Linked DNA regions of Homo sapiens: all the other regions are linked to region 2. A link is a loop called in an ENCODE intact Hi-C map of the cell type or tissue named here. Cell type or tissue: CD4-positive, alpha-beta T cell. All regions are shown on one strand. Each heading gives the region's core, and the rest is flanking DNA. Links, peaks and the distances in the headings are about the cores only.

Region 1 (11,252 bases), core at 2,077-10,076, 100 kb before region 2:
GATGGTTGTTTTAAAAATGTGTTTATTCCCGTTGTCCCCAAACAAATTATAAGTTCCTAGGTCAAGAAGCCATGTCTTAACTTTTTCTACATACAGCCCAGAGTTATCTAAAATCATTACCTCAAATTCTTCTCCCATTTTCTCTTGAATCCATTTCCATTAGGTTTGCTCTACCTAAACTGCTCTTGTAGAGGTCAACAATGATCTCCACGGTGCCAATTCCAATGCTTAATTTTTTGTGCCTATCTAACTTAACCAATCAGCAGCAATTGGCACAAATGATCACTCCTTCAGTGTTACTCTTGCTTCACTGGCTTCCGGGATCCAGCATTCTCTTGGTTGTGCTCCTACCTCCTTGTTTGCTCCTTTTTAGTCTCCTTTGTTGGTTCCTCCTTTTTTCCCCAAGCTCCTAATTGGGGATGTTCCAGAGTTTATTCCTTGGTCATGCTCTGCTCTAGGTATATTCACTCCCTTGGTGATTTCATCCAATCTCAAGGCTTTAATACAATTTGGTATCATGGCTTTAAATACCATCTACATGCTGATGGCATCCACATTCACCTATCTTCTGAACCCTATACTCACACATGTATCCAACTGCCTACTTGGTATTGCCACTTGATATCTAATAGACATCCCAAACTTAACTGGTTCTAAAACTGAACTTCTACTCTTGTCCCTAAACCTACCCTATCTCCAGTCTTTCTCATCTCAGTAGATGGCAACTCCACCCTTCCAGTTGCTCAAGCCCAAATCTTGAGAGTCATCTTAACTCCTCACTTCTTTCATACTTCATATCCAGTTTGTCAGGGAATCCCACTGGCCCTACCCTCAAAATAATTCCAGGATCCACTAATTAATTTCATCACTTCCACTGCGCTCACCCAGATCTGAGCCACCAAAACTTTTCTCTTGGACTACTGCAGTAGCTTCTTACCCAGTCTTAATTTCCACCACTGCCATCTATAGTCTGCCCTCAACACTACACTGGAATGATTCTTTTAAGAAGAAAATCAGCTCAAGTCACTTCTCTGCTCAAATTTTCTAATGGCCCCCTTATCACTCAAAGTCAAAAGCATCCTTAAACAGTCTGTAGAGCCCTGTGTACCCAGTCCCCCATACACTCTCATCTCCTCTCTGTGTGCTCTGCTCTTTACTCATCTACTCCATCCATGTCGGCCTCCCGGATGCTCCTTGCACATCCCAAGCACACTTCTTGCTCAGGGCCTTTACACCGACTGTTCCTTTTGCCTGGAGCACATTTCCTCTCCTCAGTAAAGTCCATCAAGACCACACTATTTAAAATTGCAACCAGGAATGTTCCTCAGCCCCATACTCCCAATCTGCCTTTATTCTTTCCACAGCAACTTAATACCTTCTTTATTTTTTTCACAGTACTTAACATCTTGTAAATACTTCATAATTTACTTATGTATTAATTGATGGTCCACCTCCCAGAACTAGAATATAAGTTCCACGATGGCAGGCCTTGGTGTCTATTTTGTTCACTGATGTATCACAAACACCCAGAACACTGCTTGGCACACAGCAGGGATTCAAGAACTAGTTATTCACTAAGATAATGAATGGCTCATCCAGGGCTATACACCTACTAAAAACCTCAAATATATCTAGAGCTATAGAGTCTTATGGTTGGAACACACATGAAGGCTTATTTTTATTAATGGGGAAACATTTTTAAAAGAAGAAAAAAAATGACTGGTGGGGACAGCAGATGGACAATATCTGTAACAAGACAGAGATGAAGATTAAACCATGAATTTTTGGATGCTATATGGTTATGACTGGCACAAGTCTGGTATAATAACCCTCCTGGTGAGAAGTCATCTGTCTCTTCTATCCATGATTAAGAACTGGATGAGTGAACATTTATTCTATTTGCTCACTTCTTCATCCATTCCTTCTCTTCTTAGACAAACTATTGATCCCCAAATATATAGCCAGCACTAACTCTTATGGAAGCAATAAAGCTGGCCCCTGCCCTCAAGGAGCTCTTGGTCTAAAAGGAGCCCACAAATTACATAAACAAGTCATTAAGATGCACTGTTATATGTATAGGTTCTGTCGAAAGACAGGTAAATTCCAGAAGTCAGATTTCCCTGGGTTCAGTTCCTAGTTCAGCTAAAAATTAGCTGTGTCACCTTGAGGAAGTTGTATGGCCTCTCTGAGCCTCAGTTTTCTCATGTAAAAAATGGGTACAATAACATTATCTACTTTCCAAGGATTTGATGATTAAATTAGATTAAGTATTGTAACATAGCACATAGTAACCACTAATGGCTTATTATGAGTAATCAGTAATAGTAGTAATATTATTATTAGAAATATAATCAACAGAGTACTGTGGGCACACAAAGAACAGAGTAACTAATTCAGCCTGGTGCAGCAAGAAAGATATTATCCTGGTTCTCCCTCCTCAGACTAGACAATCTGCCCAGCAGGCTACCGCAGTGATATCTACCCAGATAATAAAGAAGATCTTTATATCCATCAAAAGCTCATATGCTTTAATCTGAAACTATTCCCTCCAATGACTCATAGATCAGCATTAACCTCATAATAATAGCACCAAGTACATTTTTAATAGCAATATATATATAATCAATGTGTCATGTACAATTCCATGTCTCAATTCACAGTTTATTTGTATTTTAAAAAACTATTCTTTGTATGCTTTGTGAAATCATCTTCCTTAGGTTCTTACAGTTTTAAAACCTTGGGTTATTCAAACTCATCTATAAGTCTCCAGCCGAATGTGCTAGTTACTATGGAAACATGGTCCCTGTGTGAGAAGAGCTTGAGGAAAGTGTATTCCTGGCACAGATTGAGCAGTGGACAGAAAGAACAAAATGAGAGACATTTGTGCCTATACTACCATTCTCCAGCCAGGACAACATGAAAAGAACATGGAATACCATCTACAGTCAGTGTTCTGTGGGCAAGTTTACCCAGTGTAGACAGAAAGAGGGACTAAGTCAACTACTCACAAAGAACGGTTTTCCCCTGGGTTCCAGAAACAACACCCTGGATAATATTTCATCTTGTTTACTTATAAGAAAAATTCCCTCTCCTTTTACAATAGGGACATTCTTCCTGCCCGCCTCCTTCGGGTGGCTGTCCTTAAAAACAGCAGTTAGCCATCAAAAGTCCTACCCTGGAACCTCACCTAAACACTGTTCTCGATAAGGGAGGACAGAGTATAAGCTGGCAACCCTCTTATGTGATAAAAATCAGTGGTTCTCAAACACTGGTGTGTCTCAGAATCCACTGGAAGACTTGAGAAAATTCAGAATGTTGGGCCCCTTCCCCAGAGCTTCTATCTCAGTCAGTCTGGGGGTGGGGGAGACACAATAATTAGCATTTCTAAAAAGTACAGGGACCACTCCTGAGAAGCATCAAATCTAAAACTTAAAAATAGAACCCTAAAATCCTTAAAAGTAAAAGATTATTTCTAGAAAGACAAAGGACATCATGTCATAGCAAAGGCAGACTTTAAGACATTCTATATAATTCTTAATCAATTTTTACCACTTTTATAGATACAACATAACTACTGTTCTCTCTCCTTCAAATGTGCTACAACAGCACCTGACCCCAATCAATTTTATGAAATTCAGGATGTCTTTTTCTTCTCCTTCTCCTAGACTTACCACATTCCCTTTATCACTGCTTCTCCCCAGAATCTCCTTATCCATTATTTCCCTCACACAGGACTGTAACCCTTAGCCCACATCCTATTCAAGCACCTACAATGTTTCCCCACCACTTTTCCCCTGACTTCTTTCTCCAGGGCCTGCTCTCCCTGCAGAAGCAAAAAGTAGCCGAGGGCAGTGTCTACATTCTATATGCATGATTTACAGGCAGGTTTTTCTCCATGTCTATTAGGAATACTTCTGAAAGTCCATCATTTAAAATTATATTCAGCCAAGTGAGAAACCTATGGTTACTGAACTCAACCAACCTCTCAAGTGAAAACAACATTAATCACCAAATAACACTTTTAAAAACACGTATAAATCCTTGAAATCTCTATAGCAGGGGTTGGCAAACCACAGTCAGTGAGCCAAATCTACCAGGCCACCTGTTTTTATATGACTTTTGAGATAAGAATGGTTTTTACATTTTGAAACGGTTGGCAAGATCAAAATAAGAGTAATATTTTGTGATATGTAAAAATTACATGAAACTTGAATGTCAGTGTCCATAAAAAAAGTCTTATTGGAACACAGTCACACAATCATTTACATTCTGTCTGTGGTGCTTTCACGCTACAAAGGCAGATCTGAGTGGTTGTGACAGACACCGTATGGCCCACAAGGCCAAAAATATTTCCTATCTGACCCTTTAAGAAAGAGCTTGTTAACTCCTACTCTACATCTTTCCTATTTTCGGGAGACAGATATATAGATAGATATGGAAAGGCAACATAGACTAGAGATAATATTACTTTAGGGGCCTCCAGATGATACTTATTAAAATAAGCACTCAGGTAAGAACCTGTTAATACGTGCATGTTAATCAACCTCATTAAAAGCCTATAATAATGTCTCCCTGGACTTGCAATTAGATGAGCTGCGTGACATCTGTTTCGTCATGAGAACTATGTTATAAACCCCAAACACATTTGGGAAAGATCAGACTAAAATCATGGTTCCCTCAAGCACCTGTCTTTTTCCATAAACTTCTTGAAGTTCCTCCGATGAGGTGTGGGCTTGAGGTCTATGCAGTTACGGAGAGAATCCTCTTCAGAACCAAAACCGTTGTAAGGTGGAAATTTCCTTTCTATTTTTGGAGGAGGAGAAGGAGGCTTGCATGAAACTGAGGTAAAGTTCTCTAGAACAAAACAAAGGCAAACAAAACATCAATATTTTTTTTGCCCTGATTATGGCTGTTTTGAAAGGTTTGTTATGTTTTCAAGATGAACATGGAGATCTTTGTAGACTATTTTAAACTCTTTCAAACAAAACAGCAAAATCCTGTGAGAGTACTTTTCAATCATGTTTACAAAAACCATGGAACTCACTTAATAATCACCATTGGTTCAAAAGTTAAAAAAAAAAAAAAGAATCTATGTCAAATAAGTAAACGTTTATATTTTGTCATCACATTCCCATTTCTGAATATTTTTTGTTCTCCTCTGATTTTTCCAATAATATGAAAATTCAAACTTGAAACTTTAGGCCACTCGTTCCACATTTTAACCTGTAATTTAGCCCTCTCCTATCTCAGTCAACACTCACTAATAAAATTCTTTTCCAAACAGGACTTACTCCTGACTATTCACCTTTATCCTTCCCCATCCACCATCTCCTCCTACTGCACCCTGTATTTGAGTACCCTCCATTGCCTCCAAAGTAACTCCAGGTCATAGTACTTCCCTATGTAGTTCAAAAACAAACACCAAAACAGAACTTTCCTCTCACCAGCCACGGCCCCAGGTAGCTTTTGTTAAGCCCAAGAAAAGACTACAATTGCACTCAAATGCAATGAAGCGAACAAACAAAACAGAAAAAGAAAAAACTTTTAAAATAGCCAACTGCCTACTCTCTCCAAGGGAGTGCTACGCGGTAAATACTGTTGATTTTATTTATATACTTATCATCTGTGAGGAAAGAGAGGTGGAGAGAGAGCTGGTAACATATTTGTAATAGCCTAGGAGCTTTCAGGTACTCATTTGCGAGGCTGTACAATCTCAGAAGCAACCGTGCTCTCCAGAGCAAGGAACATATTGACCTGGTCTATCCAAGTCACTGTGTTTGTCCCCAACATAAATGGCAAAAAAAGATGCCACATCTTTCCTAAAACAAAACAAAACAAACTCCCACAGAATCTATTTTCTACTTCTTCCCCAAGCTTCAGTATGACATAGGTGTTTTCAATCCTGTATGAAAGGAGTTCTACATAAGCAAATATTTCCTTTTCCACTGTCAAAGTTCCCATAGAGGAAGAGTACAAATTTTAGTGCACACCTCCGGAAGAGAAAATGGAGATCAATTTTTCATCCAAGATAACCTAACTCTTAATATTAAGGTGGTTGTTTGGTTTTTGTTTTGTTTTGTTTTGTTTTGTTTTTTAACTGATGATCAAAAGGCTAAGGGCTTGAGGCCACTTCTAACTCTTGTTGAAAACATTTTCAGCTTTCATATGTCCTTAGACTTCCTAGCAGCCTTTGTGTGAAATTTCCCCAAAAACAATCCCCAAAAGAGTATTGTTACATCCTAACAGAGACTGCTTACAGCAGACATGTTTATAAAGGTGACTCAGTGAAAGGGGGGAGCCAGTGTGCCAGTACAGAAGTGACTTGTGAGCTTCAACTATTGCTATTTTTATGGTGATTTTAAAGAAAAGTCTTGGAAATAAAGAGGAGAGTTCAAATCTTGGAATTGGGCAGAATTGCAGTAGACTCTATCATTGCTAACCATTACATCTAACACACCACTGTTTGGTCTTTCATTTCAGGAAGAACATCATAGCCATGGCAGGAGAGCTGTATGTGATTATTTAAAAATCTGGGCCTGAGGAGTTTCTTTCAACAGGAGACATATACATACAACTCTACATACCAATCTAAGCAGTCTAACCAAAAGAGGACACATATTGAATCTCAAAGTAATTAGGACTGCATTCTACACTTCCCCCTAGAATTACAGGGCTTATACCACACTGTTGTTTTCTCAACCATATAATTTTTGCAACAGATTTAAGTAACAAAAGAACCAATTTAGAGCTTTCCTCTGCACCCACAGTGCCATCTAGTGTATAAAAGCTGAGAACTTTTCCACTCCATCATGCCTGACTTTTATACCACCACATACATCTTTTTGGAAACTCTGGCTCAAGATCCAACTTTAAATCCCATTTATCTGGGTAATTTGCATACGTTCACAAAGCTCTGGACTCACAGCTGAATGACAAGTTTCCTCACTTTGGTTTTCCATCATCCCAGCATCCTGCGTGTTTTAGGTGTTCAAAAATATTCATTGAATAAATGAAAAAGTATACATTTTTGTACAAAGCATCTTCCCCAATGTCTCAAGTTGGCATTCTGCTAGATCCTGAGACAGATATGTCTTTTAATTATCTGATTCCTCTAATTCCAAGTGACTTGTCAAAACATATATATATTGAATGCCCATCCATGGTTGACTAGATTCCAACAAATTGGCAGACAGATGATACATATTACAAAGGAGTCTTAATGCTTCTTCGTGGTGATTTTCTATTCACCATCTCAGTGGGAAAGACTACTGGGAAAAGCCTTCAGTTACCTCAACGTTCACTGCTTATGTTCTAGTAGCCTAGAGATGAATACAGGTTTTGGGAGGCTGGAAGCTTAAATAATTTGGGCAAAGCTCTTCTAGGCAAAGAATGTCAAATTACTAAGACAAAGTTAGGCCAGGGCCTTGGATTGGGACCCCTGGAAAGGAAGACCTCTAAAGATTACGCTTCATTAGCTTCAAGGTAAATCCACTTGTGCTTGTATTCAATACCCATGTCAAATGATTTCAATGAAACCTAAATTCGTGAATCACATTATGTTAGAGCTATAAAATCTTTAAGAATCCTCCCATCTCAACCATCTTCATTTCATAGGGGAAGCAAAAGAAACAAAATTGTTAGGTCCATCAGGGCCATGTGATGAGACCAGAAGCCAATTCTATCCTATTGGTGCAATTTTAAGTGTCCAATTCACTCAAATAATCATTAAACACTCATCTTAAATGTCCTGCTGTTCCTAAAAATTCAGAGATGGCCAGAAATGACTCCACAAAATTAAAGGTGCTTTAAGATTTTTGTTGAATCTAAGCATAGCCCAATAAGTGTTCAACAGCAACAAGAATGAACAATCTTGTTACTAGTTTCATTGTCCCAGCCACTAAGAAAAAATAAGAAAGTCCACTGATAGACAAATAATAACCTAAAGCAGAAATTCCTACGTAAGAACAGTTTACATTTGATCCCTGTCCTTTTAGTGAAAGAAACACCTGCTGGAACCCCTAGAGCCTTTTTCAACCTTCATGCTATAGGAAAGATCAACAGACCTCCATCTGCCGGACCGTGTTCATTCACATAAAATAATGAGGGAGTGACATGCTACAGCCTGGCAGGCAAGCCAGGGCCAGCAGGATGGCCAAACTGTCTGATGGAGGGGGTCCCACTGCACTATTAAAGAGAAGAAATCTATGGAATCACCTTCTCCTTAGAATCCTTAAATGTATGAAGGAATCATCTTAAGAGATTGAGTTTTACACAGGAGCTCAAATGTCTCTTGGAATTTTAGCAAGCCCTCCACTTCTACATAAATAGAAAGGTTATCCATGTACCTTTCTTGGGACTGTGGCCAACTCCTTCTCTTTGTCTGCCATTTTTTCTCCCCCAAAATATGTTGGGGTGTCATTACACAGGAGAAGGTACTAAAGCACCAAGGCGGCGTACTGCGTTAGAAATCTCCCGTGACTTCCTGCTAGAGACGCCCCTAGCTGTGTTGCTGCTGCTTGTCAGATCCTTCCTGCGTGCTGCACAGTGGAGATACCCAGGTTTTCTACTGAACACAATTATTGACAAAGGAGGAAATGTGACCACAATTATTGACAGAACCACAATGATTGATGGGACTTTGTCCTGGTTTGGGTTTTAAGGATACCAAAACATAACGCATGTAATTTGGTCAATTTAAAAAATTGCTGAGACCAGATGAACTATAAATAAAATTAAAATGGCAGAAATAACTGTATCTAAGCAACATTAAGGATATTAATTTAACCTTACCAAAAAATCAGGAAAAGCAAATGCAAAGATTATCAGAGAACACTGATTCATTCTCCCCTCCACCTCATCATAGATATAATTTCTAGTCTTTACTTACATTAAGTACACTGTTGTAACACAAGAAATGTTGTGTAATAATAGTGTCTGTTAAATGGGATATTTTAACATATGTTATGAGAAATATAAAAAGTCAGTGTGACTATGAAATGCATCATAATTTTGCATTTGCATAATTTTCTGTTTAAATGCATAATGCTCATGTTATATTAGCTTTAGAGGCACAGACTACTTTTTTTTTACATAATACAATTAGTCCACGGAGTGAACAAAAGAAGTGAACAGAAAGAAATTAGCACAAGGACTCGACTGAAATGGACCATAGGACATTTGAAGCTGATACATTTACCCAGGATGGCTCGATTTGGAGCACACCAGGGAATTCACACTGCCTCAAAAAATTTTCTAGAGAAGCCGTTAAGACCCTAACAACATACTAAGTCCCACCAGTAGGACATTCATTTTCCCAAATGCAACTTTCATATTCTCACCAAGCTGACAGACAAACATCAACCAAAAGTTAGACTTTATGTTTAAGGAATCATATAATGCTTTGGAACACCACATCCTTTATATTAAGGTAATCATCAGGTGTAAGTTACGGTTTTTGGTGACTCATCTTGATATATACATTTAAATTTTCATTCTACACTAAAGACGGATTCCAAACAGGCATCTACATTTATTAAAGGCCAAATTCTTTTCCCACAGTCTAGGGGCCACCAGCAGCTTCTCTATAGCAGCTGCCACCTGCACATTCCTGGCTGCTTCTTGTCCACAGTCCCCAAGGCAAATATGCCCAACTGTGTCCACTGAAGGGGACTAATTTTAGAAAATAAAAAGAGGCCACCAATTTGGCCCCAGTAGGGCCCATACATTTTGACTAATCTGGCATGCAGATGCAGTGCAACAAATTCCCCTAATGAACCTAAGAGTAAAACTGTAAGCCTTTTTCACTCTAACCCCCTTGTGTACTTGATGTGCCTTCTCTCACAATATAAAGATTCCCAGAAGGCCAGGAATACTACACAATGCGGACAACAAGACACATAACATGGCTTCATCTCATTCTAGTGACAAAGCACCTTGTCTTTCAAGAAGCTGCGGTTGCACTTGGCTTCCATCTTGCCCCTCGGGGAAGTGTGTTCATATGAATACTCCAAGGTTCAGAAAGAAGTACAGGACTAAGTACCCACTATCCCAACTCCAGTACCAAACTGGGAGGTCAGCAAGTCCCATCAATTCCTAGCAGCAGCAGGTACCTGGAGCCTCAGGTAGAGGGGAGTTTAACAAATGAGGGTTTATGCTTTAGGTTTCACGTCACATCCTCCGCCAGCTTCCAAGACACTCATAACACGGTGTCACTCGCTGCAGGTCTCAGTTCCCCTTCCAGCCTAGAAACCTCTTACACAACTCTATCTCCTAAGTCTACTACAGTGACCTACATATAGTAGGTGCTTAATCAATCACTCATTTTCATTCTGAACTGAACTAACCTTACTGGAATGGAGTTAATATCTGAGAAGAGAGAAGCTTAAAACCTGGCTGAGCCTCACCAGGAAAGGTAGAGCAAACTAGCAGAAGAGAATTCCCTCAATAACTCAATTAGGTATATCCATTGTGGTAAGAAGAAGTAAGTGAAAAGAAAAGCATTCAGATTTCCATTTCGATTGCTAAACCAAAACATTTACCCCCCCAGCATCAGGCAGACAAGTTCAAATCTTGGCTCACTCTTTGCTCACTGTATAACCTTGGACAAATGAGCCCCCTTTAAGCCTCGGTTTTTTTCACCTCTAAAATGGGGATAATGAGCCTATCCATAGAGAATTGTTAGGAATATATAAGACAACAAACGGCTGGAAGATAGCAAATGCACAATAAGTGGTAGCTATTATGAGCCTAGCATTTGAAACTCCAAAGTAAAATCTTAATTAGGGAACAAACAATTTAATTTTAAAAATATTTTTAATTGACATATGTATCACTTACCAATTCCATATTTAGACTTATAATAAGACTTCGTAAATTCATCACAGTCATAAAGGAGCACTTTTCTTCCCCACACATTGATGGTGACTCCTAGGGACAGGTCACTATCTTTGTAAAACTCTTGGTCTACTTTTCCTAGCTAAAAAAGACAAAGGAACATAGCATTGGCACCATGGACCCTCCAAAGAACCAGGAACCCCTTCCCAGAGAAAAAAAGGAAATTAAAAATAAAACTTCAATCTTTAATAACTAAATTTTAAAAATCAAATAAAAAAGCAACCAGTTGATGTTAATATTCTAAAGTATTATTTTAGCACTGTAGTATTATACTTACAAACTGCAATGCATTGCATATATTTATATAGACATTTCAGCATGTTTATTACTGATAAATAGCAGTACAATGCATACATTTA
Region 2 (11,252 bases), core at 1,769-9,768:
GGACTTTGCTTCACTACAAATTAGATGATGGGCTATTTACAGCAAACCCTCCTAAGATGGTGGCAAGGTAGCTTCATTAAAAGCAGAAAGAGCGGCCAGGCGCGGTGGCTCACGCCTGTAATCCCAGCACTTTGGGAGGCTGAGGCGGGTGGATCAACTGAGGTCAGGAGTTCGAGACCAGCCTGATCAACATGGTAAAACCCCAATTCTACTCAAAATACAAAAATTAGCCAGGCGTGGTGGCACACACCTGTAATCCCAGCTACTCAGGAGGCTGAGGCAGGAGAATCGATTGAACCTGGGAGGCAGAGGTTGCAGTGAGCCGAGATGGCGCCATTGCGCTCCAGCCTGGGTGACAGAGCGAGACTCCATCTCCAAAAAAAAAAAGCAGAAAGAGTGAGCTCTTCATCATTCATTAGAGACACTCAGGATCAGGATGGGCCACACAACCATCTGTCCAAAATACTGCAGAAAGGATTTTTGGCTTTGGCTGGAAATGTCCCTTTTAATTTTAATATTTTCAATTTTGATAATATGCCCAAGATTCTCTTGCTCAATACAAGTTCAGCATGGAAATTGTTGGAAAAAAGATACAGTGTATCTAGAATTTAGTTGTGATATTTCCCTAAGGTTTTCAACTCATATCAAAATAATTGTAATGTCATCAGAGGTACAAATGTTCATATTTTAGAAGGCACCATACTTCTTGTATTTGAGAGAGAGAAATACAGGTTGCGTATCACCTAGCCGTGGACAGAAATCAATCTATTGCTTTTGACTGACCACTGGCAGCTAAGTAAGGGGCACATAAGTTCCTTTTCAATTCTATGGAAAAGCAATAAAAGTTAGCTGTGTTATAATTTTAAATCCAAACAGCCAAGTAATTATGCTATCTACAGGAGGCCAAGGTTTTTCACTTGGTAATTTAATTCAGCAAGCAGGGGAGGGGGGAAGGGCAAGACTAAAAGGCCAGATATGGCTTTACTGACTTTCTAACCATTCTATGCCAGAGAACATCCAATCTTTTAACTAAGTACAAGTTTTTAAAATATTAATTTGTGGGCAACACACAGTACATTTAGTACCAAGGCTAGTGTAACAATTTTTTAAATGTAGTCACCTAATTTTGGCATATACTAGGATACTCAATAAATAAATACTGATTTGTTGAATGAGTCCAAGGTACTGTCATTCTCTAGTACACACGCACATACACACATGCACGCACACACTCCCATTGTTCTCAGGCATAAAGTAAATAAATGTTTTAAATATTCATGAGTCTAGAAATAGACCCACACGTAGCTGGATGCTTGATTTTTGACAAAGTGGCTCTGCAGAGACATGGAGAAAGAGTGATCTTTTCCAAAAATTATTCATCAAAAACATCATTAAGAGAAGGAAAAGGCCAATCACAGACAAGAAGATACCCAAAATTTATATAGAACTTCTACAAATCACTAAGAAATAGGCAGACAACCCAGTAAACATTAGACAAGAGATAAGTAAGTACTACACAAAAAAGTAGTGACCAATAAATGGTCATACAAATAAAGCCAGGCACGGTGGCTCACGCCTGTAATCCCAGCACTTTGGGAGGCTGAGGCGGGCGGATCGCCTGAAGTCAGGAGTTCAAGACCAGCCTGGCCAACATGGTGAAACCCCGTCTCTACTAAAAATTAAAAAAAAAAAAATTAGCCAGGCATGATGGCGCATGCCTGTAATTCCAGCTACTCGGGAGGCTGAGGCAGGAGAATCGCTTGAAGCCAGAAGGCGGAGGTTGCAGTGAGCCGAGATTGCACCACTGCACTCCAGCCTGGGCAACAGAGCAAGACTCCGTCTAAAAAAAAAAGCAGTGACCAATAAATGGTCATACAAATGACCAACAAACGTGTAAAACATGCTCAATTTCATTAGGAATCAGGAAGTACAGATTATAACTACAAAGAGTTGCTATACCCACCAACCAAAATATCTAAAATTTAAAAGACTAACAATACCAAGTGTTAGAAAGAATGTGGAGCAACAGGAACATAAAATGCTGTTGGGAATTTAAGTAGTATAATCACTTTGACAGCATCTACTACAGCTGAACATACGAATACTGTATGATCTAGCAATCCTACCAAAAAACATGAACAAAAATAGTCACAGTAAAACTATTCTTAACAACCCCAAACAAGCCAAATATTTATCAAGAGTAAAATGTATATATAAATGATGTGAAAAACATACAATGCAATACTACAGAGTAATAAAAATGTACAAACTACCTCTATAGACAGCCACATGGACAAATCTAACGAACATACTGTTGAGCTAAAAAAGCCAGTCACAAAAGAATAAACACCAAACATTTCCATTGATAAAAGGTTCAAAGGCAAGCAAAACCTAATTATAGTGATAGGAGCCAGAACAGTGGTTATATCTGGAGAGTAGAGATGGGGTAATGAACAGAAAGGTTCATAGGTAGAGTTGTCACATAAAATACAAGATTCTCAGTTAAATTTGGTAAACAATAAATAATCCTTTCCCATAAACAGGTTCCATGCAGTATTTGAGATATGTATTTTTATTCGCTAAATCTGGCAACCCCAGTCAAGGGTGGTATTTTTGGAGAACAGGTCATATTTTATTTTATTTATTTTTTTGAGACAGGGTCTGGCTCTGTTGCCCAGGCTGGAGTGCAGTAATGCAATCATGGCTCACTGCAGCCTCGACCTCCCAGGCTCAAATGATTCTCCCACCTCAGCCTCCTGAGTAGCTGGGACTACAGGCATGTGCCACCACGCTTGGCTAATTTTTTCAATCTTTTGTAGAGATGAGGTCTTACTATATTGCCCAGGCTGGTCTCGAACTCCTGGGCTCAAGGGATCCTCCCATCTCTGCTTCCCAAAGTGCTGGGATTACAGGCGTGAGCCACTGCGCCCAGCCCCCATATTTAATTTCTTGATATTCATTTTGTGATCATCCATTGTGCATCTTTCTGTATATGTGTTGTACTTCATGATCTTAAAGTTTTTTAAAAAGCAAAAATATACGCAGAACCTTGCAGATTTATTAATATTTCATCCATCCACTGTTTTTCCTTCCCATCCTTAATCACTGCACGTGAGAGCTATGATACTTCTGCAGGAGGCAGGCACTGGTAATCAGAGTGTTGCTGGGCAAAAAGCTGTAGGCTTTACTTTCATTTTTTATTAAAATTACTTTTACACAGCATGCTTCTTTACTTCTGGAATCTGTTTTCATGTCCCGTCTCTCAGGGGCCTTTCTTGTTTGCGTGACTGGCTTAAACTTACCAAAGGGCAATGCTATGCTGGAAGGCCAGCCTCTGCCCATCAACCAAGAAATGCACAAATCAGTGTTCAAAGTTGGACTGACCAGACGTGTAGGGGTCAGAATTCAATGGCGTGAAGCTACAAAGAAAAAACTTGTACTTCAGGGCCAACAACTTAGATACAGACAGTGTTTGGAAACCATAAAGCCAAATACTTCAATCTGCTGCCTGCTTTCTAAAGTTATCAAAGGTTTACACAATTGCCTTGAGTGGCTCCATCTAATTCCCTCCCATCTAATTGGGAATTAGCTTCTCCTGCAGACACAGATGGCTGACCCAAGTGAAGGGTAGTAACCAGTATAAACAAAAGCCTGAATCATTTTCCTGCTGTCGTTTAAATGAGGTGCTATTTATTGGCAAAAGTTCTTTCATGCTCAGGGTTTTTTGTGTTGTGTTGCTTTGTTCTGTACGTTCATCTTCTTTTGAAATGAACCCCTCCAGGACAGGCGCAGTGGCTCAGCCTGTAATCCCAGCACTTTGGGAGACCGAGGCGGGCAGATCACTTGAGGTCAGGAGTCCGAGGCCAGCCTGGCCAACATGGTGAAACCCCATCTTTACTAAAAATACAAAAATTAGCCGGTGTGGTGGCGGGCGCCTGTAATCCCAGCTACTCGGGAGGCTGAGGCAGGAGAATCGCTTGAACCTGGGAGGTGGAGGTTGCAGTGAGCCGAGATCGGGTCACTGCACTCCAGCCTGGGCGACAGAGCGAGACTCCGTCTCAAAAAAAAAAAAAGAAATGAACCCCTCCCAATTATAAATAGAGAAAAAAAAAATCCCTCCAAGTTTGGGTGCCTGTCTCTATAAAGTTTGGGAGTAAACTTTACAGGCTGATAGAACTCTTATCTGCCACCTACCCCTCTTGATAAGTGCCAGATTTCTTCAATTTGATAATTGAAACGGTATCTTTTTTCACACAGGATACTGGGGATAATGATTAGGCTCCTGAGCTGTGGAGACAAGGTTGCTTGAAAGAAACCCAGCTTCACCACTGAGACTGTGTGGTTCTGTGCCTCAGTTTCCTCAATAGTAACTGGGAATAAAAACTACCTAATTCAAAGGGCTGTTGGGACACTGGATGCTGCATAAGGTGATTAAAGCACAGCGCCTGGCACACATTAAACCCCCAATGGTTATCGTCACTATTATTTGTTACCTTTGAGGGTCCTGCCACCTATAAGGACTCTCTCTATATATTTCTAAATTAGGAAAAACATTCAGATGCAGCTGGAGAGATGGGAGAAGCAGCCTATAAAGTTTGGTCCAAGTTGCCACCAACCCAGGGCAGCAGCATGGGGCCTCCAGGAGAGTCTGCGGAGGTGGCCACGCCACGACCCTGCCTGGACCCCAGACTCCAGCCGGGAGCTGTGACCTCGGACGCCCTTCCTACTCACGTTGCGGTTGAAGCTGTTGCCCGGCAGCAGAGGCAGGGCCATGGCGCTCAGTGTCCGAAAATCCAGGGTCCCAGAAGAGAGGGCCCGGCAGGCAGCGGCGCCTCCCGGCCGTGTTGTTTGGCCCCCACGTTGCCTGGAGACGGGAAGCGGCGTCACGGAGGGAGGAGGGGCGGGGGGTTGGCGAGAAGGATCGTGGGGGGCGGGGGACACCTCCGCGGCGCGTACCTCCTCCCCAGCCCCAGTTCCCCTCCACCCGCTTCATCCCCGCACACACTCAGCCAGGTCCTGGTCTCCTGAGGAGTCTTCTCTCTGCACACGCAGTGTGCACACACAAAGATTGACTGTTCCCTGCCCCCGCCGCTTTCTGGTTTAACCCCCTTATAGAACTCAAAGCCTTTCTTGTACTTTCTTGCTTTTCCAATTCTTGTCGCCAACAGTTTTTTGCTATGTGGTTCAAACACACAGCAAAGTACAGAAAGTAATATGACGCCCGTGTGCTCACTGAGATGTTACACAAGTCGATATTTTCCTATGTTGCATAGACATCAGCTTTTATTTTGTAATTAAAACGTTCAAGATGAATCTAAAGCCACATATACCCTGACGAAAACGCGTTGTAATGGTAACCACCGCCTTCAGTTTTTCTTCTGGATATTTTTATATTTGTTGTTTGTTTGTTTGTTTGTTGTTTTAAGACAAGGTCTCACTATGTTGCCCAGGCCGATCTCGAACTCCTGGGCTCAAGCAGCCCTCCCGCCTCTGCCTCCCAAAGTGCTGGGATTACAGGTATGAGCCACCGTGTCCGGCCCATTTTTGTATTTGAACTAAACGTTTGTAAGGCCCAATCAGGGGTGGCCGGGGCGGAGTCAGGTGTCACAAATCGCAACCCCTGTCACTCCATCGTTCACCCCAAGATAGCCGGGCCAGGAACCTCCTCTCCCGACACCTACGTCTAATCCCTCCCTGAAGCCCTAAAGGTTGGACTCGATGCTCTCTCTCAGTCACCACCTCGTCTATTTCAGCTGCGATCCCATTGTTTCTTGCCTGGTTTTCTTCTTTAAAAAGAAAAACAAACACACACAAAAAACTAACTGATCTTGCCTCCAGAGCCGTCGTTTTTATAATTCATGGTGCAGCTGTTACTCTTCTGCTTCAATAATCTAGCCTTCCCGCCGCCTTCAGAAGGTGGTGAAACTCCTTATAGCCTGGTCTGAGGAGCTTTTGTCAGAGGGCACCTACCAATGCCCTCCATCCCTTTCTTTGCCCCCTCCTCCATCTACTCCAGCTCTGAGAAACCACTGGCAGTTTCTAAATCAGGCTCTGCGGTTTCTCCTCTTGGGGCTTTTGCAAATAACACTATCGTCTAGAAACACCCTTCCTTCCTATCTTTCACATAAGTAACCCCTTCTTGTCTTTCAGGACTTGAGGCCAGCGTGGGAGTGGGGCATAGAAGGTATTGCCATTTCTTCAATATATTCTTTCACCTTCTTCCTGCCGCCTCCATCTGTATTTGGTGTCTATTCTGATCGTGGCTTTCATCCTACTACATTGTAATTACCTGTTTACTTGACATTTCTTTAAATGCCCCCAAATACCTCCAGGGCAGGGACTGTATCTCCTTTTTTATTCATCAACAATATCCATTATTGCTTCTGTGTTTATAAATTTTACACTCTAAATTTCTGCTACTTGCTTTTTTTGCCTGATTCTGTTATTGAGGCCAGGCGCGGTGGCTCATGCCTGTAATCCCAGCACTTTGGGAGGCCGAGGCAGGCGGATCAAGAGGTCAGGAGGTCGAGACCAGCCTGGCCAACATAGTGAAACCCCGTTTCTACTAAAAATATTAGTAGAATATTAATATGCTACTGGGAGGCTGAGGCAGGAGAATCGTTTGAACCGGGGAGGCTGAGGTTGCAGTGAGCTGAGATTGCTCCACTGCACTCCAGCCTGGGCAACAGAGCAAGACTCTGTCTTGAAAATAATAATAATAAAATTCTGTTATTGAGATTTCTACACATTGACACATGTAGTGTTCATTAATTTTAAACGCATTGTATGATTATACCACAAATTGTTTAACTATCTGCTCTCATCTGTTGATGACAATTAGATTGTTTCCAATTTTCCACTAGTTACCAACAATGCTGCAGTGAGCGACTCTGCCTGTTCCTTTGGCAATGATCTAGGGCACATACTGAAAGATGGAATTACGTACATATCTGAGTGCATGGCTTCATCTTTACTAGATTTTGCTAGATGATCTACAGACAGATAAACCAATTAAGAAAGTCCCCTTCCCCGTTCATCCTTTCAACAATAGGTATTACCAAATTATATAATTTTGGATAATCATCTGAATAAGTGTGAATGGTATACTATTGTTATTTTAATTTGTTTCTCCCTAATTCTCCCTAAGCAGTTGGTCATGTTTTCCCATGGTTGTTACTTTCTCCTGTGACTCAGCTATTCATATCCTTTGCAGATTTTTCTCTTCGGTCATTTGTAGTTTTTTTTTTTTAGATAGATAGATAGATATAGAGATATTCTGGATACTAATCCGAGGCATAGCAAATATTTTCTCATTGTCGTTTGTCTTTTAACTCCACTTATATAGAGTTCTTTATTGTACATAAATTTGTTACTTTACTCAAATATATCATTCTTTCAGTTATGGTTGGTGGGTTTTTTGATTTATTCTACTTTTTATTTTTTGAGATGGAATCTCACTCTCTCACCTAGACTGGAGTACAATGATGTGATCTAGGCTCACTGCAACCTCCGCCTCCTGGATTCAAGTGATTCTCCTGCCTCAGCCTCCTGAGTAGCTGGGATTACAGGCATGCACCACCACACCTGGCTAATTTTTGTATTTTTAGTAGAGACGGGGTTTCACCTTGTTGGCCAGGCTGGTCTCGAACTCCTGGCCTCAAGTGATCCACCCACCTTGGCCTCCCAAAGTGCTGGGATTGCAGGCATGAGCCACTGCACCTGGCCTGTTTGGTGTTTTGTATGTGAATTCAAAAATCTTATACTACTCCAAAAGAACAGTTATTCTCCTACATGTTCTTACAAACATTTTTAAAATTCCCTGTTGCTTTTTAAATTGAAATAATTTCAAGCTAGTAAAAAGTTGCAAGAACAGTCCAAATAACTCTCATTTATCCTTTCCTCAGATTCCCCAATTGTTTTATATTTTACCACATTAATTTTGTCATTCTCCCCATATATATCTTTTACATTTTAGAGTTAAGTTGCAGATATCATGCCCCTTGACTCCTAAATACTTCAGTGTGTATTTCCTAAGAATAAGGACAGTCTCTTATATAACTGAAGTGCAATAATCAAAATCAGAAATTTAATATTAATACAATACTGTTTTCTTTTTTCTGAGACAAGGTCTCACAATGTTGCCCAGGCTAGAATGCAGTGGCATGATCATGACTCACTGCAGCCTCCACCTCCTGAGCTCAAGTGATCCTCCCACCTCAGCCTCCCAAGTCGTTGGGACTACAGGCATGTGCCACCATGCCCAGCTATTTTAATTTGTTTTATTTTTTGTAGACATGGGGTCTCATTATGTTGCCCAGCCTGGCCTCGAACTCCTGACCTCAAGCAATCCCATCTCGGCCTTATAATACTATTTTCTAATCTAAAATACATATTCAAATTTTGCAATTGTACCAATAATGTCCTTTTTTTTTTTTTTTTTTTGCAGACAGGGACTTGCTGTGTCACCCAGGTGCAATCACGGCTCACTGCAGTTTCTACCTCTTGGGCTCAAGCGATCCTCCCACCTCAGCCTCCCTAGTAGTTGGGAATACAGGCACACACCACCATGCCCGGCTAATTTTTTTTTCTTTGTTGAGACAAGGGTCTCACTATGTTGTTCAGGCTGGTCTCAAACTACTGGCTCCAAGCAATCTTCCTGCCTTGGCCTCCCAAAGTGCTGGGATTACAGGCATGAGCCACCACATCTGGCCTATAATGTCCTTTTTTAGCAAAAAGAAAAATAATTTGTTTTGACCCAGAATCTGATGCAACAACACACATGGTGTTTGATTGTCATGTCTCGTGGTTGTCATGTCTCTTTATTCTCCTTTAATTGGGAACAGTTCTTCCATCTTTCTTCGTCTTTTGTGACCTTGATATTTTTGAAAAGGATAGGCCATGGCTAGGCGTGGTGGCTCACGCCTGCAATCCCAGCACTTTGGGAGGCCGAGGCGGGCGGATCACTTGAGGCCAGGACTTCGAGACTAGCCTGGCCAACATGGCGAAACACCATCTCTACTAAAATACAAAAATTAGCCGGGCGTGGTGGCAGGTGCCTTTAATCCCAGCTACTCAGGAGGCTGAGGCAGGAGAATCGCTTAAACCTGGGAGGTACAGGTTGCAGTGAGCCAAGATCATGCCATTGCACTCCAGCCTGGGCGACAGAGTGAGACTCCATCTCAAAAAAAAAAGAAAAAGAAAAAGAAAAGAAAAAAGCCTAGGCCAAGTATTTGGTAGAATGTTCTTCAATTTAGGTGTGACTGATGTTTCCTCATGAGGAGATTCAGTTTATGGCTTTTGGACAAGAACGCCACAGGAGGACTGTTGTGTCCTTCTAGTTCATCAAAGGAACAGGCACATAATGTGCTTTTACCATCAATGATGAGGTTCTCTTTGATCACTGGGCTAAGGTGAAATGTGCCAAGTTTCTGTCTACAGATAGAAAGATGAAGATATAGATATACAGAGAAAAAGATATATTAAAAGTCATAAGTTTATGCTCATACCTCCAATTCCAATCAACATAATAGTGTCCCTGCTGGTATTCCCCTTTCTGCACTGGTGACGCTCTGCTCAAGCTGTAAGAAATCTCATTCCCATTATCCTCAAAATATAGTTGGCCTTTGAACAACACAGGTTTGAACTGCATTGGTCCACTTATACACAGACTTTTAAAATTATTCGTGGGGCAGACAGCCCTTTCTCTGCTGTGCTGACTGTTGCAACTTTGCCATGTAAAAATAAAATAAAATATTGGTGGGAAGCAAAACCCACATATACAGAGGGCTGACTTTTGTATACATAGGTTCTCCAAGGCCAACCATGGCACTTGAGTGTTCAAGGATTTTGGTATATTCGGAGGTGCTGGAACCAATCCCCCGTGTATACTGAGGGACAACTGTATTTACTTATTTGCTCTATACTACAAGACCCTGAAAGCAGCCTCAGAACACCTAACTCATGTCTTTGTAAAACAAGAGACAAACCTAGTAACTAGAGTTCAATATTTGCTTGCAGTGTTTTTCTTTGGTCTTAATGTACACAGTCAAAATATTAGGCTCAAAAATTACTTAGGCTTTTGCCCCCCTCCCTGTTTAGAATGCTTATGTTATTCATTTACAAAACAGTTTGGTTTGTTCATGCCTATTCATATTCCACATTATGTCTTTTTTTTTTTTTTTTTTTGAAACAGAGTCTTGCTCTGTCGCCAGGCTGGAGGACAGTGGCGCAATCTCGGCTCACTGCAACATCCACCCCCCAGGTTCAACCAATTCTCCTGCCTCAGCCTCCCAAGTAGCTGGGAGTACAGGCGCCCGCCACCATGCCCAGCTAATTTTTGTATTTTTAGTAGAGACAGGGTTTCACCATGTTGGCCAGGATGGCCTCGATCTCTTGACTTCGTGATCCGCCTGCCTCAGCCTCCCAAAGTGTTGGGATTACAGGAGTGAGCCACCGCACCCGGCCTATTTCTTCTTTGTCTTGTTTTGTATAAATATGTTTCTCCCTTTAGTAGTTTGATTAATTTAGCTAGTGGTTTACATATTTTCTTACTTTTTTCAAAGAACCACAATTTTTATTTATTAATTTGACCCACTGCTTTCTATTCTTAACCTTTACTATTTTTCTGCTTTTACTTTTATTGTTTTCTTCCTTGTGCTTTCTTTTGACTCATTTGTTATTCTTTTTTTCACTTTTTAAGCTGATATTGTAAAATTAAATAATTCAAACTTAAATCTGTTGGAACTTTAAATTACCCTGAGCCTTGAGAGGATTCTAACTATGCAACCTGGGTCACAAGGCATGCAGCTGCAACTTCTGCCTTTTTTTCTCTTTTTCCTGTAAATAATTAAGACCAAATAGCTCCAGAGATAAGAACCCCTGACTCAAGTCACTACCCCTCCTCACAGAGTAATAAAGTAATCTTCGTTGGAATGTAGCAATCTGCAACCAATCAAATCACTGTGGCGCATGTGCACTGGTCTTATATGGAAAATGTAATCCTGCTGGATCATCTCCGTCTCTGCCTATATAATTTAAACTTTAACTTCTCCATTTTAAAACCACTGACGCTATTCGTTTGGAGTCTGTGCTTTCCCAGTGGCCATCCTCAAGTTTTGTGCTTGGATAACCTCTACACTTAATCATATTTTCTGAATCTTTCTCTCTCTCTCTCTCTCTTTTTTTTTTTTTTTTTTTTTTTTTTTTTTGAGACAGGGTCTCGCTCTATCACCCAGGCCAGAGTGCAGTGGCAC
Region 3 (11,252 bases), core at 1,756-9,755, 79 kb before region 2:
CTTAAAGTATAATTTTAAATATACATAAATTTTTTTCTTCATAAACCTATGAAATCCCACAGTGCTCTGCGCATTTTCATATAATCCATCATTATTCACAATCACTATCATATAACAACAACTGTTAGTGAATGACTGCAGCCATATGCAAAGGGTGGCAATTCATTTGGATCCATTTCCTTCAAGTTCTCTCTGCTGGTTCTAAATTCTTTCTATTTATCTAGACTCTTTCATCCAGGGCATTTGGAAAAAATAAAAATGAATCCAAACCAAAAAAAATCCCTTTGTACATCAATATACAGGCATTTCACCTTAGATATTCCAGGATCAACAATATATATATTTCTCCAGAGGGCTGTATGCCTACAACAACATTAAAGAATAATTCTGCTGGGGCTGGGAGGCAGGAATAGATGAATGATCCTACAAGTGGCTTTTAAAAAGAGATCAAAACAGAATCAAAAGAGAATTTTGTTCTAAATTTTGTTACCTCTCTGCAAGGAAATGAATCATAAGTTTTAAAACAATAAAAATCAGACAAAACTCATCTATGGGTATAGAAATGAGAACAGCAGTTGTCTGTGGTGGGGAGCGGGATCGATTCGATAAACACATGAGGGGACTTTCTGGGGGAAGAGAAATGCTCTACATCTCAATATGGGGGTAGGTTATAGGGGTACGTGTATTTGTTAAGACTCATCCAACTGTACACTTAATTTCTGTGTATTTTACTGTGTGTAATCACACTTCAATAGAAAAGGAAAAAGGAAACAAGTGACAATGATGGAAATCAGGGTAAGAGTCAAGACATTTGCGATCCAGTCCCAGCAAGGAGATTAGCTGGGTGTTGTCACCTTCCACCCCCCTTTGAGTGTTCAAATTCTTCTGGAAAACAAAATTTGGGCCCAGGGACTGTTTAAAAAATAGGAAGACAAAAATAATACTAAAAATATTGAGTCTTTACTCCCTTACACTAGCTGGGGTCAGACCTTGTACATAAACATCCTTTCCTAAAGGGGGTATATCAGAATCATGGTCTTCCTTATTCTTCCAGAGCATCTTGGCATCCAATGCCATCCTAAGAGGACCTGGAATTTCCTAGGAGGAAGAAAAAATGTGTACCCAAGGCTTGCTTCACTAAATCACTAGTATAGAAGCAAAGATCTTTCTAGCCAGAGTTAGACAACTAAAAAGCAAAAACACAAGCCAAGGAAATGTGGATACAACTCATATACCATCAGTGACCACAAAGTCAATTGTGGGTGCCTAGAATCTGTCTCACCTGTGCAGTTCACTGAAGACTCCTACTGCCTGAAAGAGAGAGTCTCTACAGAGAGAATTGGGGTGAGGCAGTGAGGAAGTCATTCTTGCTCTGTGGCTAACACTCAGCCTTCCCTCTAGCCCAAAGAAGAACAAAACTGGAATAACTATGGCTCTAAAAGCTCTTTCACATCTGCATCAGGAGTACAAACACCCTTTACTGACTTTCCAAAGGGATTTTTATTTTGAAGACAAGAACTCAACAAACGTCAATTCCTTACCTCTCTCCGAATCTTCATGTAAGGATCTTCTGGACATTGCACTGGGGGATTCACTTTGACCCCTATTTTCCTCAAAAAGTTTCTTGTGAATGCATCACAGTCATAAATCTTGAATGTCCGGCCATAGAAGACAACCTCTGTGCCGACATTAAAATGATACACAGTATAAAACTGATCCTCATCAGGAGGCGGAAGAGTAATCCGATGACGCCGGATAGAAGTCCCTATGGCATGAAAGAAAATACAACTGTTTTATCATGTGGCTAACAAGTAAGAAGATACAGCACATTCACTAACAACCCTGAATACTTTCCCGCAACAGAAAACTGGGCAAAGGACTCGTTCTAGGAAGCAGCATTAGTACATTCCAACTCTGAGGAAGTCAGAATGAGCTGAGATTTCTGAGGTTCAGAGCTCTGTGGCCAGCCTTGCATGTGGTTAGAGTTGCCTAAGTGGTGCTTGGGAAGTATTTTAATAAACCATAAAGACTGGGGTGAGGATGGGGGATGAAGGACAGGGGACATAAGCAGAATGACGAAAAATACCAGACGCTGCCATCATGTCTTTTCCTAGAACAAGCCTGCTCACATTCAGCCACCAGCAAGCACTCAATGTGAGCACACTCAACAGGCATTAAGGCACCAATGCAGAATGCTCACAAAAATGTGTACTCATGGCTCAAAAAAAAAAAAAAAAAAAAAAAGCTAGTAAGCTTTGGAATGATAGGTGCCAACATTGACTTAGAAGTTTCAATAAGGATGAATCACTTTTGGCTGCTGTGAAGTTTCATGGAATCTTCTTTCCTCTATCAACCTATTTTTCCTCCTCCTTCCTCTATAGCCTCTGTCCACCTCCACCCAAGCACTACCTCAAGTGAGGGTTATCAGAGGCTTCACAGTTCTAGCCAGTGCTCTGGGCCAAAAGCTCTAGATCTCATCCCATCTTCTACTTCCAACCCTGATGCCCATTCATTTCTCCTCTTGAGAATATGTTCCCAGGGTCCCACGTATATCCAAAAGAGTGGTCAGCCACTGGAGGTAAAAGAGTTCCTTGCCTACATGAGTGTACCAACTATACCACACCATACCAGCCAAGTTACCCAAATATTGCTGCAATCTGTTGTTAAGGATTGTTTAGGGGCCAGGCATGGTGGCTCATGCCTGTAATCCCACCACTTTTGGAGGCCGAGGCAGGCAGATTGCTTGAGCCCAAGAGTTCGAGACCAGCCTGGGCAACATGGCAAAATCCTGTCTCTACAAAAGAAAAAAAAAATTAATTAAAAAAAAATTAGCTGGGTATGGTGGTGCCCACATGTGGTCCCATCTACTTGGGAGGCTGAAAGGTGGGAGAATTGCTTGAGTCCAGGAGGTCAAGGCTAAAGTGAGCCATGATCACACCACTGTACTCTAGCTTGGGCAACAGAGCAAAGCCCTGTCTCAAAAAAAAAAAAAAAAAAAAAAAGAAAAGAAAAGAAAAAGAAAAAAGAATTTGAAAAAAAGAAAAAAGGGTTTGAGATTTTATCCTACTTGCAAGATGAGAAGTTAGCCTTCCATAGTTTCATGGATGCTGGTAGAAGACAGGAGGTGCCTTGGTCAGAGACAAAAGGCAGTTTATTAATCAACAGCAGTAAGAATAGCCTAAATATCAGCATTTCTTTTTCCAGTTTCCTAAGCCCCAATTCCCACAGGATGACATAGTAAGGGCCAGGTAACATTTGTACATGCAGTGGGTTACATTACAGGAGAGTAACCCTTAGCTTAGGGAACCCAAATCTTCTATAATTAGCAATAAGCATCCCTGCTCTTTATCTCCAAGGGAGCTACTATCTTTATTAGACTGGAAGGAGACACTAAGCCTCTATCTTCCAACGCTATAAGCAAACCTATACTTTGCTCCAGAGGGAGAGACTATTTTTGTCTTCCACAGCTACTTGCTATATAAACATCCTTGAAGAGATAGTCCAGAACAAAGAGAAGTCAGTGCCTCTGCTTACAAGAGATACAGAAATGCATGATACCATGGAGAATTGTCTCTCAATATCTGTAACTGACTTAGGCCTGAGAATCTACTCCAAGAACAAAGAGAAAAGGAAAGCAGAACAAACTGCAGATCTAATGATTCAATAAAAATTGGCTTGTGGGAACTCTGCATGGAGGTATTTTAATATAAAGATGTCAACCTATCTTCTTTGTATTTTATACAGCACTGAAAATGGTGCCTTTTCTCAAAGTCTAGAGACACTTAGAAATTAGTCATTGCTTATTCATTAAGGAATATTTAATGAATATCTTTATGTGCCAGGAACTGTGTTGGGCTCTCTTCCATTATTCTACTTATCATCTTTTCACTCTGTTGAGGGGAAATTACCTAAAATCATTTTCAGCTTCTTTTCTTTGCAGCAATTTTTAATTACTTGGTGCATTAAATTAAAATAATAAAACTATAAAATTAGAACTGGCCTAGAATATTTTTAAATGTACTACATAAAAGATGATACAATTTTACTGTGAAAAAATTATACTTCAATTAGCCTTTAATTCATAGCACTGAAAACAGTATGCAAATTATTTAATCATTCAAGATTAGACATTTAGAACAAATTGCATACTTAAACATGTATAAAAGGATGGGCATTTCAGGTATTTTCAGGAACCATTATATACTACTTTAAAAATACTTATATTGTGACAGTTTTTAAAATATATAAGAATTATTCAACAGTCAGGAGCTTCTTCAAAAATTCCATCTATCTTGCATTTTTACTTCATTATAGAAATTCAAATAAGCAAGTTAGCGATGATTTTTGTTCCATAAGACTTTGAATAGGAGTCCTATATTTTTCTAGGTGGCAAAAACTGGCCCACCCACTGGGCTTTTAAATAATACTAATCACAATCATCATCATAGCCCTAGGATAAACTTTCACTTACATTTTCTCATTTAATCCTCAATAATTCTATAAGGCAGATAATACATGAAATATGAATATTCAGTTTAAGGATGAGAAAACCAAAGCTCAGAGAGGTTAAATGCCATGCCCAAGGTCATGCCCTAACAAATGGCAGTAAAAGATCTTGAAGTTGGGCTTTCAGACTCTAACTAAATACCATTACTTTCCATAGTTTGCACTGAGCTGTATCTCACTGTACTGCAGCTACATATTACTTGAGGAGGAAGAGCCATAGGCATAACAGGATGGAAATGGATAAAAGAGCTACCAGCCACCATGAAAAGAAAAGAGAGATGAAGCTGCTCTTCCGAAAGAACAGCCTCTCTCCTCGAAGGGGAAATTTCCAGAGATGCCCACCCACTGCTATGGCAATGCACCCTGCAGGGCCTGCCCCACCAGCTGACTTGCCTCTCCCAGGAGCCTGCAGATCTCAAGCCCCCCAACTCTTCCTTCTCTTAGCCGCTACACTTCTCTCACTAGATGCTTCTCAGAAAAGGCCAGGGAAGCTCTTCTTGGTGACAAAAAAGAATCCTGAACACCCATGAGTTAGAAAGAAAAGGCAGGTCTAACACTAACAGTAAAGTTTTGATAACCAAAAATCTAACGTCACAATTCCATATTAATCAGAAAACCAAGGTGGGCCATTTGAAATGTACAGTTGCACATGAGAGCTTTCAATAACATATTCATAGGATTTCTCAACTGTGTCCTTTGAGAATTAAAATTTCTAATTATCAGAATTTTTATGTTTTTAGTCTTCCACGATAAATGGCAGAAACTCCATCAGCAGGAATTTGTTTTGGGATATCAAAGAAATGGGCAGGATACCATGTCCTTGACCCACATTGAAGAGCAGGTGAAATCATCAAGGTAGATAAATAAAGATATTGTTACAAAACAGAAAAACAACTAAAGCACCATATTTGCCCTTTAAATTTTCAGGAGTTTATCTTAACTGCCCAATAAAGACTATTGGGACACATGTCCAGCTTTTCCTCATCTTCATGTTTTACATTTCTCTTCCTTTGTAAAAGCCCTGCTATCTGGCTATGCTCTTCAAGCTTTAACTTTCTAACATTTCCCTGTGGTTTAGATCAAAGTGACCATATATCCATTTATGTTTCATGTGTTTTCATGTTATTCAGTTGAGACTTGCCTTAGATCTTTGCTCATACCACTAAATTTACTTTTCTGGAATTCACCTTCCAGAATTAAGACTCCAAACTCTCACCTCTATTTTATTTTTTATTTATTTATTTATTTTTGAGACAGGGTCTCACATCATTGCCCAGGCTACAGTGCAGTGGCATGATCATGGATCAATGCAGCCTCAACCTCCCAGGCTCAAGCGATCCTCCCTACCTCAACCTCCCGTGTAGCTGAGATTACGGGCATGGCCACCACGCCTGGCTAACTTTTTATTTTTTGTAGAGACAGCCTTGCTTTGTTGCCCAGGCTGGTCTTGAACTCCTGGACTTAAGCAATCCTTTTGCCTCGGCCTCACAAAGTGCTGGGATTACAGGCGTGAGCCACTGCACCTGGGTCACCTCTATTTTAATTTAAGTATGTTAATTTCATTTTAGTAATGCTGCAGGCCTAGAGTACATCCAAGTCTAAAGGCAGATATTTCTTAGGTAAATGAAGATATAACTGCAATTGCCACTTATCATCACATCTACAAGTTTGTGCCCTAAAAATACTAAGAGGCTTAACCACAATCACACATAACAGAGTGTCTTTTCTTCCTCTTGTGCTTACTATATTCCTCTACTAAAATGACTTGTATACTTTTACTTTTATTTTTCTAAAATGTCACCTTTAGAGTTTCGGTTTCACAAGAATAATTATTTTTATATACACAACCGGGCACTCACCTTGCAGCAAAAGAATAAGAAGTTAAAAATTCCACATTTCTGCTCACAATAAGAAACAGTAACCCTACGCATCTCCCCCTTAGCTATTGAAAAAGCACCAAAATAACAGATGCTTTAATGTCCTCTTGCATGACCACCTTCTTGCCCTGTTTTCCCTATTCAATCTATGATCTGCTCCCAAATACTTCCCAATTTATTGTCCCACCACTTTATCTCATGTTGCTCCTTTTGACTATTCTGCCTTTCTCTTCCATCTTTATCTAGAGAAACTTTTGAGGTACCATTCAAATGCCAGATTCTCTAGTGGATATTGGCTTTTCCTCCTCTAATCCCTCAAGTACCTGGTTCTCTCCCCAGTGTCCACCCTCTAGGGTGACCAGATTTAGCAAATTAAAATATAGGCTGCTCAGTTAAATTTGAATTCCAGATAAACAACAAAGAATTCTTTTTTTTTTTAAATTTTTTTAATTTTTTTTCACCCAGGCTGGAGTGCAGTGGTGTGATCTCGGCTCACTGCAACCTCCGTCTCCCAGGTTCAAGCAATTCTCCTGTCTTAGCCTCCTGAGTAGCTAGGATTATAGGCATGTGCCACCACACCCAGCTAATTTTTATATTTTTAGTCGACGAGGTTTTGCTATGTTGGTCAGGCTGGTCTCAAACTCCCGGCCTCAAGTTATCAGCCCGCCTCTGCCTCCCAAAGTGCTGGGATTACAGGTGTAAGCCACCATGCCCAGCCAAATTCTTTAGTATAACTATGTCCTATGCAATATTTGGGACATAATTATACTAAAAACTTCATTGCTTACCTGAAATTCAAATATAACTGAGTATCTTATACTTCATCTGGCAACCTTCCCACCACCCCTCCACCACTTTATGGGATATAATACCTATATATAGTACATGCCCAATAAGAGTGAATGGCATATGAATGACTGACTTCTATTTTGTGTGATTACATTTGCCTGATCAAGCAGATTATCTTAGAGTATTAAAAAATATATATATGAGAAATACTACCTTATTAAGGGGCCAAAACAAGTCATTAGTGGAAATCAGTGTTCTCAACCAAGATGCACTAAGAATCATAGGGAAGCCAGTTCTTGACCCCATGTCTACAGAAGAAAAAATTCTGGGGTGGGCTAGGAGATTCTGAGGATCACTTTCAACTGAGAACAACTGGTATAGACCATACCAGAAAATCACGGCACATTTCTAATCATTATCCTTTCTTTAGCACAGATTAGGCTGGACTTGGTGTATTTAACTGACAATTATTCTGTTAGACAATTAGAGGTAAAACTACTGGATTAACCTCTGACATTCTTGGCTTGATATAATGTTGTTTTAACTACATTCCAGCAGAAAAGCAACACGTTCTGTAAATATAACACATCTAACCGAAAAGAGAGTGATGTCCTGGCAAGAAATGAAAGCAAGCCTTGAAGTGCAATACTGGCTTTCTTGACTCATAACACACACAAATCTCCTTGCCAACAAGAACTTGTGAATATTAAAAATATGTTGTTCTGATTAGAAGCTGCATGAATGCCTATTTTGGTACCATGCTAATGGATGCCTCTTTTGTTTCTGGCTGATTCCAAACTCCCCCCACCCTAAAAAATTACATGATAATAGAGGCAACCAAAAGGGAGCAGGGGAGGGTTATAATTCCTCCAGTTGCACTAATTTCCAAATGGTCACACAAGAAACAAGTGCATCTGACCTCCAAGTTCATCTAGAAAATATCAAAATCCTATGGAAGTGACAGGAACGCCATCACTGCACAGCACCTAATCTTGACCATTTGCCTCTTCCCAGGGCCCAGATGCATGGAAAGCAAGCCCGGGCCACTCAAGTCACAACTGAAAGAAACACTACCTACCCTGTCCCACTGACGTCTGAACCACTGGCTCATTAAGTGTTTTCTTTTTTCCAATCACTTAATTTAGAAAAGCTTGAAGAAGGCATTTAAATGATTTTTCAAACTATCTGCAGTCCAAATAGACCTTCCTTAACAAGAATTATCATATTAAATATTTCAAGAGACTGGTTTCTCTCTAAACAAAGCTTGGTGACAGAGTGGTTATTCATGTTTGCTTTCTACAGGATTTGCTACAGCCTTCCAAATTTCTCTACTCTGCTGACAAATTCAATGTCATTACGCAGCGTGATTACTGTGTATTCTATACACAACTCTTGAGCTGTGTCTTCACACAGGGAAATGTCCTGACCACAGTGAGCCAATCAAAAATTCGGAAAATTTCCAGAGACTTTAAAGTTGTCTTTTACTCAGGTCTTTTTTTTCTGAGACTTTATGATAGCATTCCTCCCTCCTTACACAAGAATGATTTTCAAGTACATCATTATGACTATCTTCAGCTTGCCTTTGGAATCTGCCTATGTGAGATTTGAAATCAAGAGTCTGAAAGAATTGAGAAGTCTTAATAAAAGCCTTTCCAAGATTCTAAAAGAAGCTACATTTCATATTTCTTCTTGGATAGTTTAATAAAACTAAGATGAACTGGACAGGGGCCAGTGAGCTATAGGATTATGAGCTTTCACTTTAAAGGTAATAATGAAAACAATAATGCAAGTCACTAACCCAGGCCTGGGGTGTCCTGTGACCTCCAGTCTATCATTTGTGCAAGTTTGGTGTCATGGTGGGAAAGTAATCAGAAAATAAGCAGAGCTTAGTGAGGGAATATCAGAACAAAATGTTTAGGTGAAAACCTGTAAGAAATTTTTTCTTTTTGCCACAGCAATACTATTATATAATCAAATACACGTAAGTAAAATAGATGTCCACAAAAATTATAAATTGTAAATTCTTTGTTCTTAAATAATCTTCAACCATTTTCTAATGCATTCTTGCCAATCTTTAAAAACTGCCTTATATGTTTTAAATGACCCTAAAGAATCTAAAACCTCTTGTCCCTTTGTAAAATAAAATGTCATACTTTTAACCTTAAAATTTGTGAAAACCTGTTTTTAAAATGTTATGGTATTTCCATATTTCCTGAAAGATTTACCATTAGGCCAAATTCACCAAATAAAATGGCCAGGGAGTGGATAGTGTATCAGTTGGAACACAAAGAACAATGAGGACAGTTCATATTACCTCCTCATACTAATCTTCGTCTTTTCCCACCACTAGTAAAACCAAGCAGAGACACTAAATTGAATTCCCTTTATCTTTCCATCACCTCACCAGTGGCTCTCCTCTAACATGGTAGAATAGCCTGGTCATGATCTGGGCACCTCTGATTCCCAATCTCCATTTCTAGTCTTGACTTTTTTCCTGAAAACACATCCTAAGTTTGTACCTGCCTGGAGGGGCATCACCACACAGATGTCTAACACCCCTTCAAAGGCCTCATGCCCTGAAACACACCCCAGATTCAAACCCCAATCCTGTTTCTTGCTCTGTGCTCCTGGGCTTTATAAAGGTATCATGACTCAACCACAGAGACCTCTGAGGCCGATATAGTTTGGATATTTGTCCCCTCCAAATCTCATGCTGAAATGTGATCCCCAGTGTTGGAGATGGGGCCTGCTGGGAGGTGTTTGGGTCATGGGGGTGGATCCCACATGAATGTCTTTGTGTTGTCTTCGCAGTAATGTGTGAGTTCTTTCTGTTGGTTACCGTAAAATCTGATTGTTAACAAGAGTCTGGCATCCCCTCCTTTCTCTCTTGCTCCCCGTCTTGCCATGTGACACGCCTGCTCTCCTTTCACCTTCCACCACGAGTAAAAGCTTCCTGAGGCCTCACCAGATGCAGAAGCTGGTGCCATGCTTCTTGTACAGTCTGCAGAACTGTGAGCCACATAATCCTCTTTTCTTTATAAATTACCCAGCCCCAGGTATTCCTTTAGAGCAATGCAAAACAGACTGAGCAAATTACCTCCCTAAGCCTGTTTCCTTTTCTGTAAAAGCTGACAGTGACAGTAACTACTTTAGATGGTCATCAGGAGATTAAATGAGATAATGATAAGGTAGGCACTTTTTCATTAGATATTCCCCCTCCTCACTCTCTGTATTTAATCACTGGCCAATGCATATCAACTCTGCCAACCAAATGTCTCTCAAATCCTTCCCCAATTTTCTATTCCTACCATCATTGTCCTGGTTTGGACACTCAGCATTTCTAGCCTGAACAATTGCAAAACTCTTGGACTGGTGGCCTTGCTCCCTTTCCTTTCCAATCTGGTGGCCTATTATTACTCCATGAGATAGGGCTATGATGGGACTCAGTCCTTTTGTCCATTTTCCCAAAACATAGCACAGTGCCTGACACAGAATAGGCATCCAACAAATACTTCTTGGCAATGCTGGCTGGCTCCAAATTCATTATTCCAACCACCAGACACAATGAAGCCATGCTCTAAGAAAAACCTCAATCTCATGAGCATTGAAGGAAGTCCTCTGCACACTTAATGAGGTTGCATGACAACCTTATTCTCAGAGCCCATGGCCCTCAAATCCCTGCTTCTCCCCCTTGAACTCATTGTGGTATATCAATACAGAGCCCTCAGGCCTAGATTAGTAATTAGTAAGCAAAATTTGTTCAGCATAGGCAGAAATCATGAGATGTGTTAAATAACAATAGGTAGGTAGGTATGCTAAGTAGAGCATGGGCATGTTAAACATAGAAAGAAAGGGATGGAAAAACCAAAAGATAACTGATTTTCAGTAGGTCGTAAATATACATGAGGCACCTGGACTCTAAATATTCATGATATGCTAAATATATAAGGACACTAAATATTCATGAGCACCCAATATTTATGAGGCCTCAATTTGGCCACTCATTCATCGGTGACACCCATTCTAGCCCCATGTGACCTCTGCCCAAGAAACACAAACAAAACCCAAGACTATCCAGCA

Evidence for each region. Hi-C counts contacts between places; a loop is a spot of excess contacts. Peaks named below come from ENCODE experiments on the same cell type or tissue, not always from the same donor. Only the 100,000 strongest peaks of a DNase experiment are listed, where the experiment ranks them.
Region 1: a loop joins it to region 2, with 4 times the contacts of the local background. A loop is called at or near these places in 8 of 110 quality-filtered maps.
Region 3: a loop joins it to region 2, with 2.3 times the contacts of the local background. A loop is called at or near these places in 3 of 110 quality-filtered maps.

The regions. Positions count from the first base shown.
Region 1 is chrX:44,237,436-44,248,687 of GRCh38, forward strand. EFHC2 (EF-hand domain containing 2) reads right to left here. Exons shown (of 15, transcript NM_025184.4): 7 at 10,837-10,975; 8 at 4,686-4,854. Among named protein-coding and RNA genes, the nearest start is that of EFHC2, 100 kb to the right of the region's middle. In CD4-positive, alpha-beta T cell, for the core only: CTCF peaks have their summits at 6,763 (motif pointing left), 6,965 and 8,485; DNase peaks (open chromatin) are centred at 6,766 and 8,496; H3K27ac peaks cover 323 bases.
Region 2 is chrX:44,338,816-44,350,067 of GRCh38, forward strand. It overlaps EFHC2 (EF-hand domain containing 2), which reads right to left and starts at 4,857. Exons shown (of 15, transcript NM_025184.4): 1 at 4,732-4,857. The coding sequence starts at 4,773. In CD4-positive, alpha-beta T cell, for the core only: no CTCF peak of the experiment used is centred there; DNase peaks (open chromatin) are centred at 4,896, 5,586 and 6,036; H3K4me3 peaks cover 1,995 bases; H3K27ac peaks cover 2,183 bases.
Region 3 is chrX:44,259,534-44,270,785 of GRCh38, forward strand. It overlaps EFHC2 (EF-hand domain containing 2), which reads right to left. Exons shown (of 15, transcript NM_025184.4): 4 at 1,542-1,765. Among named protein-coding and RNA genes, the nearest start is that of EFHC2, 79 kb to the right of the region's middle. In CD4-positive, alpha-beta T cell, for the core only: no CTCF peak of the experiment used is centred there; no DNase peak of the experiment used is centred there.